Linked DNA regions of Homo sapiens: region 1 is linked to region 2. A link is a loop called in an ENCODE intact Hi-C map of the cell type or tissue named here. Cell type or tissue: Caco-2. All regions are shown on one strand. Links, peaks and the distances in the headings refer to the core of each region. The heading gives the core; the rest is flanking DNA. Region 1 overlaps LARS2 (leucyl-tRNA synthetase 2, mitochondrial). Region 2 overlaps LARS2 (leucyl-tRNA synthetase 2, mitochondrial).

Region 1 (5,383 bases), core at 138-5,137, 67 kb before region 2:
GATTGGCAGTTCGTACTAACACTATATTAAGTTGGACACAGAACAGTTTCCTAGAAGGGGAAGATGCTGTTTGAGAGGATGAAATGCTTTGGGTCTGCCACATTTAGTAAGAGGAAAAGAGACCTCAAGTCTCAACTGGATTGGGATATGTCCAGTCAGTTTCTTAAAACTGCATAGAATAGATATACTCAGGGAATGTTAGAATTTTTAGAAAAGACATGTATGCACTGCGGGGATCTAACTCACAGACCCTGACCCAGCAACAAATGAATAACATACACTGACACAGATAGTATGCCTGTCAGTCCAGCTGAGCATCTGCGCCACTTACAGACTCCAAGGAGAGTGCTGTAAAGAGTTGCAGCCGAGGCCCTGACTCACTGGCCCTGCCGGCATTTATTCAGCACACATTCAATGACAAAGGCTTTGAGTAAACACCACTATAGGAAAATTGACCTGGTTCCCGACACCCCTAGTAGAGAGCAGTTATGCACCCGAGGTTGATCAAAGGTTGGTCTTAGGATCACATGAGTAAACAAGCTATTTAGATAAACTGCATTCCTTTGTACCTACTTTAAGCCATTTACTCAAGGTAAGGATTAGGCAGCTTTCAGCCATAACCCTATCCTGAGACTTTTGCAAAACCTTCCAGCCTTCCAAGAAGATTTGTGTCTATATCCTATAACTTCATCTTAAAGTTTTTCCCACCAGCCTGACTGAACTCCCACAATGCACACTTACATATTTTGTGCAGAGATCCCTGATATAATGTTAAATGAAAAAAGGTCATAAAATAATGTATATAATCATTTCTATTTTCTTTCTCTTTTTAAAATAAGCTTTTTAACTTTTTTAAAAAATTTATTTTAGGTTCAGGAGTACATGTGCAGGTTATATAGCTATACTCCTGCCAGAGTTTACCTAGATTATTTTGTGACCCAGATACTAAGCCTAGTACCCAATAGTTATTTTTTCTGCTCCTCTCCCTCCTCCCACCCACCACCCTCAGGTAGGCCCCAGTGTCTGTTGTTCCCCTTTGTGTCTGTGTGTTCTTATCATTTAGCTCCCACTTATAAGTGAGAACATGTGGTATTTGTTTTTTGGCCTGCATTAGTTTGCTGAGGATATTGGCCTCCAGCTCCATCCATGTTGCTGCAGAGGACATGATCTTGTTCTTTTTTTACGGCTGCATAGTATTCTATGCTGTAAACGTACCACATTTTCTTTATCCAGTCTACCATTGATGGTCATTTAGGTTGAGTCCACGTCTTTGCTATTGTGAATAGTGCTGCAGTGAACATACATGTGGATGTGTCTGTATGACAGAACAATTTATAATCCTTTGGGTATATACCCAGTAATGGGATTGCTGGGTCAAATGGTAATTCTGTTGTCAGCTTTTTGAAGAATCCCTACACTAGCTTCCACAATGGTTGAACCAATTTACGCTCCCACCAAGAGTGTGTAAACATTCCCTTTTCTCTGCAAAGGTTCTATTTCATGAAAACAAATAAGCAGGCTCCTATATATGTGTACATATGTTTGTATGTATGTATTTGAGTGGGGAGATAGATGTGGAAGGAAACAAAGGCTGGTGTTATTGGTTACATCATTGACGAGTAGTGACCAGGAGTTAAAAATAAACTTTGCCTTTATTTATCATTGTATTATGCCATTTCATTTGTTAAATTAAGCTTGTATTACGTTTGTAATTTGAAAAAACATCAACTTATGTAAAAAGAAAAGCAGCCTATTCTGATTGACCTCAGGATGGGTGTGGATGCAGGAATTGAAGATAGTAGCTTGGGATCATCTCAGCCTGGAAATCCAAGGTGTCCCAGATTCCCAAAACTGGGAAATGCAGCATAGGATGTGGCAAGCCAGCCTCCCCTGGGGCAACAGCAAGCTTGAGAGGTCCACAGGACTGCTTGTTCAGTAAGCACATATCCCTTACAGAAAGCAGTTTTCAGTGGGTCACATCCACCACCACCTTCAATATGGCAAAGTCTACTGTAGGGCAGAGTCCTTGCCTGGGGCAATTGGAGGCAGGCCCCATCCTTCCAGTGCACAGATGGCTGCCTTCTGCTGATGGACTGCTCCTGGTCCAATCAGCTGTGGCAAGAACAGCCGGGCTGCTTTTAATCGAAGCACCTGATGTGAATCATTAACTATTCAGGAAAGAAGCACTGCTGGGCCTCTTTTACTGAAAAGGGGGCCAAGTACTTGATTGGCCCTTTGAGCCTGTGTGGTCCGTTCGGTTTGGGTAAGAACTTCCAATGCCTAGCACCAACCTTCTGCAGAGGCTTGTTAGAAGTAACCCACCCTTAGGAACGTACATGTTTGTGTGAGGATCTGTGTGAGATTCAGGTATTAATATCTTCCGTCCTCTTGTCAGAAAGCAACTATGTTAAATGTGGCCAAAGAGATGGAGGCTGAAATTGTGGTAAGGGAATCAGTGATGTGCGATGCTGTGAGATGCTAAAGATCAAGAAAGCAGACAGCTGCAGCGGCCACAGCAGCAAGTGCTGCCATTTATTGGGTGCCTGTGCTGTGCCGGGCACCATGCTAGATGTGCCACAGACATCATGAACATGTCATGCTCAATAATTCAAGGTAGCTGCTTTCAGTTACCATTTATAGTTGAGACTCAGAATTAGTAAGTAATGTGCCTCAGGCTCCACTGATAGTAAACAGGCAGAGTTAGATTTAGGACCTTTGCCCTCAACAGGCTCCTGGAGAACAAGCCTTGGTTAGCATTTCCTGTGCACTAGCCAAAGGAGTAAGAGCAGCTCTATTTTAGAGAGATGGTCTCAGTTCTTTAGATGGAATTGTTTCATCGGACTACTAAAAATCAACTTAAAAAATATTAATGTGCATAGTGGAAGTATGCCTTTAAGGTAAGTGACTCCAACCACTGGAAGGGGTATGCCTGTTCTCTTACTGCTGCCTGCTAAGACAGGGGCTTAGGAGAGAACAGATCTGGCGACTGGGATTGCAAGATGCACCTAGGTTGGGACACTTTGAAGTGTAAGTGCTTATGGGACCTGAGGCATAGGTGGCCAGTGGGTAGTACAAGTGTGCTTGTGCTGGACATAAAGATGGAGGAAAACTCCAGGTGCTCATGTGCAGGTGGAAGTGTGGTTCGCTGCAGTCTTTCTGGGGATGCCATTTGGCTGTATATGTCAAACGTCTTAAAATTTTTCATACCCTTTTACCCTGTAGTTGCACTTCTAGAAATTTTTCTAAAGGAAATGTTAAGAGTATATACAAAGATTTATGCCCAAGAATGTTCATCCTGGCCTTTTTTATAATGCTGAAAAATGGAAATAACTTTTAGGAAAACAAATATAGCTGGTCATTCAAAGCAGTCACTAACAGGCTGCATTGACAGCAGGTACAGTGAAAAACCAGAGATAAAAAATACATATATAAATAATATATTCTCAATTTTTAAACATTAGATACAAATTTACCACATGTAACTGGTACGTATGGCTGTATGGTAGAATAACAGGTGAGTCTTATTTTCTTCTATTTTTCTCTACTTACCAAATTATGGTGAATATGTAATTATGGAAGAAAACAAGACCTATTTCTTTAGTTGAAAATGTCCCATTCTGATATGCGTGTGTGGTGAGGTGGTGCCAGTAAGTGCCTCTCAGTATTCGTCATTATTTTAAGGAAATGTGTGTGAACATAAGCCTAGCTTCTCTGCATGATCAAAAAGCAAAGTAAGGGGCTGGGGGCAGTGGCTCATGCCTGTAATCCTGGCACTTTGGGAGGGAGAAGGATAGCTGGCAGCCAGGAGTTCGAGATTACGGTGAACTGATCGTGGCGCCACTGCACTTCAGCCTCGGCAACCAAACAAGACCCTGTCTCTTAAAAAAAAAAAAGGCAGCAAAATAAAACTTACCCCAGGTTGACAGCCCATGAACTTGATAGGAAATAAGAGGGTCAACTGGAATGGGCTGTTTTCTATAACAGAAATATCAGAGTCTTCTTGGTCAGTCCTTCCCCACAGGCAGGCTTCAGAAAGAAGTGGCGTCTGTGGTTTTGTGGCTGGATTCAGTTTCAGAGAATGGTAGGGGACTGAATTTTGTAAGCAGTGTGTCTTTCCTGACAGGGGCAGGGAGCCTGGCTTCCTGAGACTGTCCCCTGATGCCACAGCAGATGTGTCAAACCATTTTTCCTGCTCATGGCATGTAGTTTGAGAGAGCTTGATAGTGAAGCTGCCAGCTCAGCTGTGACTGGCCACTCATTTGCAGACAAGAATGCCTTACTGGCCTGGGCTTGCTTAAGGTAATTGCTTCTAGACTCCTCACTCCTGCTGGGCCACAGTTGCTTGAACAGTCAAATAAGGGGTTGGGGGGTAGAGGATATATCTCAAAACCTTCTTTGTGCTTGAAGATTTGTGATTCCTTGTTCTTTGGAGAATGAAAATATCTTCTAGAAGGTGATTAGAGAGCAGTACTCTTTAGAAATAATAATACTAGTGGCCAACATTATATACAGCACTTTACTGTGTGGCAGGCACTATTCTCAGCACTTTTCTTAACTCACTTAATCTTCACAGTGATCCAATGAGGTAGTTATGCTATCATCCCCATTTTACAGACGATGAAACTGAGGAGAAAAGGAACCTACACATGGAACCTTTCTTATACCAAAAGCATAGCTAGTGGTTTGCAATTAATTTAAAAATATTGGCTATTTTAGGCCAGGCTCAGTGGCTCACTCCTGTAATCCCAGCACTTTGGGAGGCCGAGGCAGGCAGATCACTTGAGGCCAGGAGTTCAAGACCAGCCTGGCCAACATAGCAAAACCCCATCTCTACTAAAAATACAAAAATTAGCCGGGTGTGGGGGTATGTGCCTGTAATCCCAGCTACTGGGGAGGCTCAGGCAGGAGGATCACTTGAACCTGGGAGGTGGAGGTTACAGTGAGCCGAGATTGCACCATTGCACTCCAGCCTGGGCAACAGAGCAAGACTCCATCTCAAAAAAAAAAAAAATATATATATATATATAGAGAGAGAGAGAGAGGGAGAGAGAGAGAGAGAGAGAGAGAGAGAGAGGCTATTTTAGAAATTAGTGTAAATGATGTATAGGGCTTAGTCCAAAGCCTTACTTTTATCCAGTCTCAAAAGTTACTCTCTGGAATACCTTTTCTGCTGTGTTCCTGTGTATTTTTCTTAGTTTTCATCTATCTGGCTGTTTGGGTAGAGGTGGGGGTTTCCCTCCCTTACTGGTAGGGAAGAAAGGGATGAACTTCAGTACTTCAGTACTTCAGTAGTTGGGCATGGTGGTGCACGCCTGTAATCCCAGCTACTCGGGAGGCTGAGGCAGGAGAATTGCTTGAACCCAGGAGACACTCCAATCTGGGC
Region 2 (5,383 bases), core at 154-5,153:
GAGAGGCAGAACAGAGGACAGCCAGATGCATATGCCACTCGCCCCACACAAGGCAGATGTCACCTCTCAGTTTCACCTCTTTGCAATATGTATTGAAATAGAGAAAAGAGTCTTTTGAGTTAAAATTTCTATGCATGCTTATAAAGCCCAATATAGCTGTCTCTCTCAGGTTTATTTTCTTTCCTTGCTCAAAAGAAAAACTGGATATGTTTCAACTGTTTAGTTTAAAGGGAAATCTCATAGTTTTACTCTCATGAGCAATTTGATATTCCTTGAGGGCTATGGTGGCTGAATAATATCTAAAATTGAAAAACTAAAACATGTAAACATCTCTAGCCCTTACATTTTCTCTTATGGCTAAATTTGGGGACACAAATGAAAATAAGGTACTATTAATAGGGGAGCTATGATTTGTTAATGAGCTAACAAATTATAGAGGATGGAGTTCCTGAGATGAAAGGCACTGTATAAATTCAAAACATTTTCATATGTAGGAAATGGAGAAATTTTTTTTAGTACACGCAAACAGCACTGTTTTCATGAACACATGGATATCGACACACCTGACCTGGCCTAGTCATTTCATTTTGGCAAATTTAGTGCCAAGTGTAATGTTCCATTTGAAGGGCTCATTAGTTACTTTCTCCCCTCTTTTTAATAATCTCTGAAATTATTCCAAATGGAACATTACACTTGGCAGTAAAATTTTCCAATTCTAATTTTCAGAGTAGAAATACTCTTTTTGCAGATGTCAATATATTCAAAATCTCTAAATTAATTTGCACATCACGTCCCTGGATTTTTGACATCATAGTCACAGAAGGCCAGTACAGTGCATTGAGTGTAATACAATGTTCCCAAAAGATGAATTCAGATTACCTAGGAATGTATGATTTATGCCTCTTCTGGCCTTTGGGATTACATTTTAAACCAGGATGTTGTATCACTGCTGTCATTTACCATTGCTGACCACCTCATTTTTTTTCATTGAATGTCAGATTTTAAGGATGATTTGTGTTGAAGCAGTGACCACCGAGTGTCATGGCAGCACACAGTTGTGACTAAATTTATCACTTGCAGGAGTTTCAATTCTCAAACATGAGCTCCTGTAGTTGCTAAGTTTGTTTCTACATATCGGCTCCTGATTTGGCCTGAGATGACCAAGATTCTGGTCCTAGAGCCATCCATATGACTTAAGGAAGGTCACGTAAGCTTTGTAAGTTTAGCCTTCCTGGCAGAGCTTGTATTGGGGCTGTCAGCCAAGGTGGTCTTGGAGGACCTTGTGGGTAGAGAAGAAGCTTTGAGGGGCCCTGTGGAGGAGAGTGACACATGTGGCCAGGGTGATGCTAGAGTGGCAGGCTGGCTGACCCCATTAATTGTGGAAAGAGATGGCGAGGCCCCCAGAACAGCAGGGATCAGGATGGAGGGAGGGAACAGGTCTGAGAAGTCTGTGGAAGGCTGCGAGGGTGGAGGATCCCTGGATGATTTCTTGATTTCTAGCTGGCCAACTGGGTTGCCGATGTTATTGACTAAATGTACTGTTTTGTGCTTAGCATCCTTAATTTGGCACAGATTCCTTTAAGAGAGGAAAAAAAGCAAGGTGCTCCCCTAGAGCTCTTGAAATTTAGTTTATTTCCATAATCGTTGACGTCGCCTCCTTCTCTCAGCTGACCAAATCTGACTTAAGTCATGTTATGTAAGCTCTCACTTGATAGGAACTAGAAGCCATAAAAGGCATCAATGGGGAAATATGATCAGAATTCTAGAAGCTGTTCTGTCTTTTCCTGAAATCTTTTCTTGCATTCCTAATATTAAAATATTCAAACCCTGGGGCTTTGGAACCACACACTTCAGCTCTGAGTCACCAACTATCTACACAATGCATTTTTTGCTGAAAGGGCAGATGCGGTCTCTCCAAAGGACAACTTGGAACTCTGTTGTTATTGACACATTACAGGCACATTAGAGAGCAAGAGCCTCCCTGGAAGCCCCAGGTCATTAAATAATAATTAATTGCTCACTACTGTTTTGTCCTTGTCTCCATAGTATCCATATGGGGTGAGGACAAAGGGTGAGAGCAGATCTGTAATTCTGGGGTAATGGTTTGGTTTTCCATCAAACTGTTTCAAGTAGAATTCTTTGATGTTATGTGAAGGGAAAAGCTTCTGTGCTCAAAAAATCTGGAATAAACAAAAAAAAACAGGTATCTTTGCTTTGGACTTCTCAGAACCTTTGCTGTGCTAATGTGCACTGTGACTGTCTGAGAGAGGAAGTCATAGGCACTCTTGTCACACCCAGTTGACCACGGAGCCCTGTTTCCATGCAGTATCCCTAGAAACTAGTTATATGGACTGCCGCCTTGGTGAACACCAAATGTAAGTCATTTGTCTGTTTTTCCAGAGGGTGTGAGAGACCTGCCTTCTTTCCAGTGGGTGCCCTGAGGGCAAAGGACAGATACCTTTTTGTCTGGAATGTTTCCTTTGTAATTACTAAAGTGTTTTGCTGTTATCTAACTACTATTGTGAAATGCTTCAGTTTCTTCTGATTTCACCTTCTTAGATTCCTGCATCACATCACTAGCACAGGAGTGATTACTGAACACATTAGTAATTAGGAAGGAAGGAAGAAATATGGAGAACACTAGAGACCTATTCAGGAACTTTGGATTTTAATTGTGTTGTTTCTAGGAAATAGATTTTGACCAGGTATAGCATGCGAGCTGCTACCGTGCATTCATTGCAAATCTGCTAATATTTAAGTTCAAAGACCAATTTTTGTCCTAACTGAGAAACTGGTATAATATAACTTTTACATGTAATAAGAAGCAGTTCAACTCTTTCAAGCAGTACACTACATTTTTTTATATTACTTTCTTTTGTAACAACTGAGCATACCATATAAGAACCTACTTAATATATACAATTCCATGGTTTTTAATATATTCACAAATTTATACAACCATCCCCACAGTCAATTTTAGAACATTTTCATCATCCCAAAAAGAAATCTCAGACCCTCTGGCAGTCATCCCTCCCCAATTCTTGCCTAATCTCCAGCCCTAGGCAATCACTAATCTGCCATCTGTCTCTGTAGATCTGCCTATTCTGGACATTTCATGTAGATGGAATCAAATATAATATTTGTCATCTTATTGTCTGGCTCCTTTCACTTAGCATAATGTTTTCTTTCCTTTTTATTTCCAAATAATCCTCCATTATATGGATAGGCCACATTTTATTTATCCATTTTATTAATTGATGGACATTTGGGTTATTTCTACTTTTTTACTATAGTTATAAATAATACTTCTATGAACATTAATAAAGATTTTTGTGTGGATGTATGTTTTTATTTCTTTGGCAATATACCTAGGGGTAGAATTGCTGGGCCATGAAGTTTAAGGAACTGCCAGACTATTTTCCAAAGTGGCTTCACCATTTTACATTCCCACCAGCAGTGTATGAGAATTCCAGTTTCTCCACATCATTACCAACACTTCTTATTGTCTGTGGTCATTTTGATTATGGTCATCCTAGTGGATATGATGTGATACCTCAGTGTAGTTTTAATTTGCATTTCCCTGATACATCTTTTCATGTGTTTATTGGCCATTTATATGTCTTCTTTGGGGAAATGTCTGTTCAGTTCTCTTGCCCCTTTTAAAAAATTCATTTTCATTTTAATTTTTAATTTTAGTTTGTCTTTTTATTATTTTAACCATTTTTTATATATTCTAGATACTAGTCTCTTATCAGATACGTAATCTACTAAGTTGTTCTCAACTTCTGAGAGTTTGTCTTCATGGTGCCCTTTGAAGCACAAGTTTTTCATTTTGATGAAATTAAGTTTGTCTGTTTTTTCTTTTGTTGCTTTTGCTTTTGGTGTTATATCTAAAACGCTATTGCCTAATAAAAGGCCACAAAGATTTATACGTATTTTATTTTCTAAGAGTTTTATAGTTTTAGATCTTACAATTGGATCTTTAATCCATTTGGAGTTAATTTTTGTATATGGCATGAAGTAAGGGTCCAACTTCATTCTTTTGCACATGGTCATGTTACTTTTTAACTCACGTTCCCACATTATCTTAAAAATCAGGCTGCTTCTGCCTCTTTATTTTCTGGCCTTCACTTAATATGCTATCAGAAAACATTTCTGTGTTTTCATGCGGGCTTCACAATTGTTTTTTAATCCATACATAATGTCCTATCAACTCAATGTACCTTAATATCCTAAGTCTTTCCCATCATGTTGAACACTGGGCTTTTTTCATGTTTGGGGCTATTATGGAGATAACTGCTGTGACCATTTATGTCCACATGGCTCTTTGCTTCATAGAATTTTCCTTAGGAGATATTCCCAAGTGTGGGGTTCTTTTGGTCAAAGGTTACAAACATTTTTCTATTTTTCTATTTTCTATTTCTATTTCTACATGGTTTCTGAGAGGGCTATATAGAGTGCCATATCCAATGATGTATGCATTTCACAGCAACTTCACAAACATTAGTGTCACCTTGCTAAAACGTTTTGCTAACTTATCAGATATAAAATGATAATACTTCAAGATCACTCTAATTTTCATCTCTTTTTAAAAACTAATTTGTTTTTTAAAGTCCAAGTGATATATGTATATTATATGAAAAGTCAAAGAGTACTAATAATAACAAGAACAATAAAAGCAGCCTCCTTAACCAAACACTTTTATTTAGGTATATGTTTCTTAGGATACAAGTTCAGTGGCTATGACAGAGGCTTAAACAGGAGTTTATTCTACCTACATGAAACTCTTGAGCATGTGTGAAAAGTCTACTTTGTGAGGTGGTTAGGGCAGTTATCCTCTGTCTTGTCTTCCTGCTCTGCCCTTCTAGAGTCCTGTCCTTCTCTGTGTTTCTAAGTTGGTCTACACTTGATCTGCGTTCCAGTGAAGTAAGAAGTGGGGAAGGGTGGGGAGAAGGGCATGCTCCTTCCCTTTGAGGCCGTGACCTAGCAGTTGCTTCTGCACATCCTCCATGGCCACACCTAGCTGCAAGGGAGGCTGAACAGTGCTTTCGTTAGCTAAACACACTAGCCATGTGTCCAACTCAACATTCTATTGCTGAGTTAGAAGAGGAAGCAGGTACAGGGGTCAACTGGTAGTCTGTGCCACCTGCTGTTTCTCTGGCATAGACATCCCTATCTGTATGTCTGTCCATGTGCCGTATATGCCTATACTGCTGTCTTTTGATTCACCAGTTCTAGATATTACCTAGTGACTTTTATTCTATAACCCCTCACCTCCCAGCCTCCTGGTAACATCATATTATAATTGCAAAATTTGCAAATACACATTTCTTCTTTGAGAAAAGATAGTGTGGAGGCCAGGTGCAATGGCTCATGTTTGTAA

What was found. A loop is a pair of places that touch in the nucleus more often than their neighbours do. Peaks named below come from ENCODE experiments on the same cell type or tissue, not always from the same donor. Only the 100,000 strongest peaks of a DNase experiment are listed, where the experiment ranks them.
Region 1: a loop joins it to region 2, with 16 times the contacts of the local background. A loop is called at or near these places in 4 of 110 quality-filtered maps.

Annotation. Positions count from the first base shown.
Region 1 is chr3:45,410,851-45,416,233 of GRCh38, forward strand. The region is part of intron 4 of LARS2 (leucyl-tRNA synthetase 2, mitochondrial); the gene reads left to right. Among named protein-coding and RNA genes, the nearest start is that of LARS2, 25 kb to the left of the region's middle. RefSeq lists a silencer at 3,953-4,153. In Caco-2, for the core only: no CTCF peak of the experiment used is centred there; DNase peaks (open chromatin) are centred at 451 and 2,081.
Region 2 is chr3:45,478,012-45,483,394 of GRCh38, forward strand. All of the region lies in intron 10 of LARS2 (leucyl-tRNA synthetase 2, mitochondrial), which reads left to right. LARS2-AS1 (LARS2 antisense RNA 1) reads right to left here. Exons shown (of 4, transcript NR_048543.1): 4 at 4,684-5,383. Among named protein-coding and RNA genes, the nearest start is that of LARS2-AS1, 29 kb to the right of the region's middle. In Caco-2, for the core only: no CTCF peak of the experiment used is centred there; a DNase peak (open chromatin) is centred at 2,420.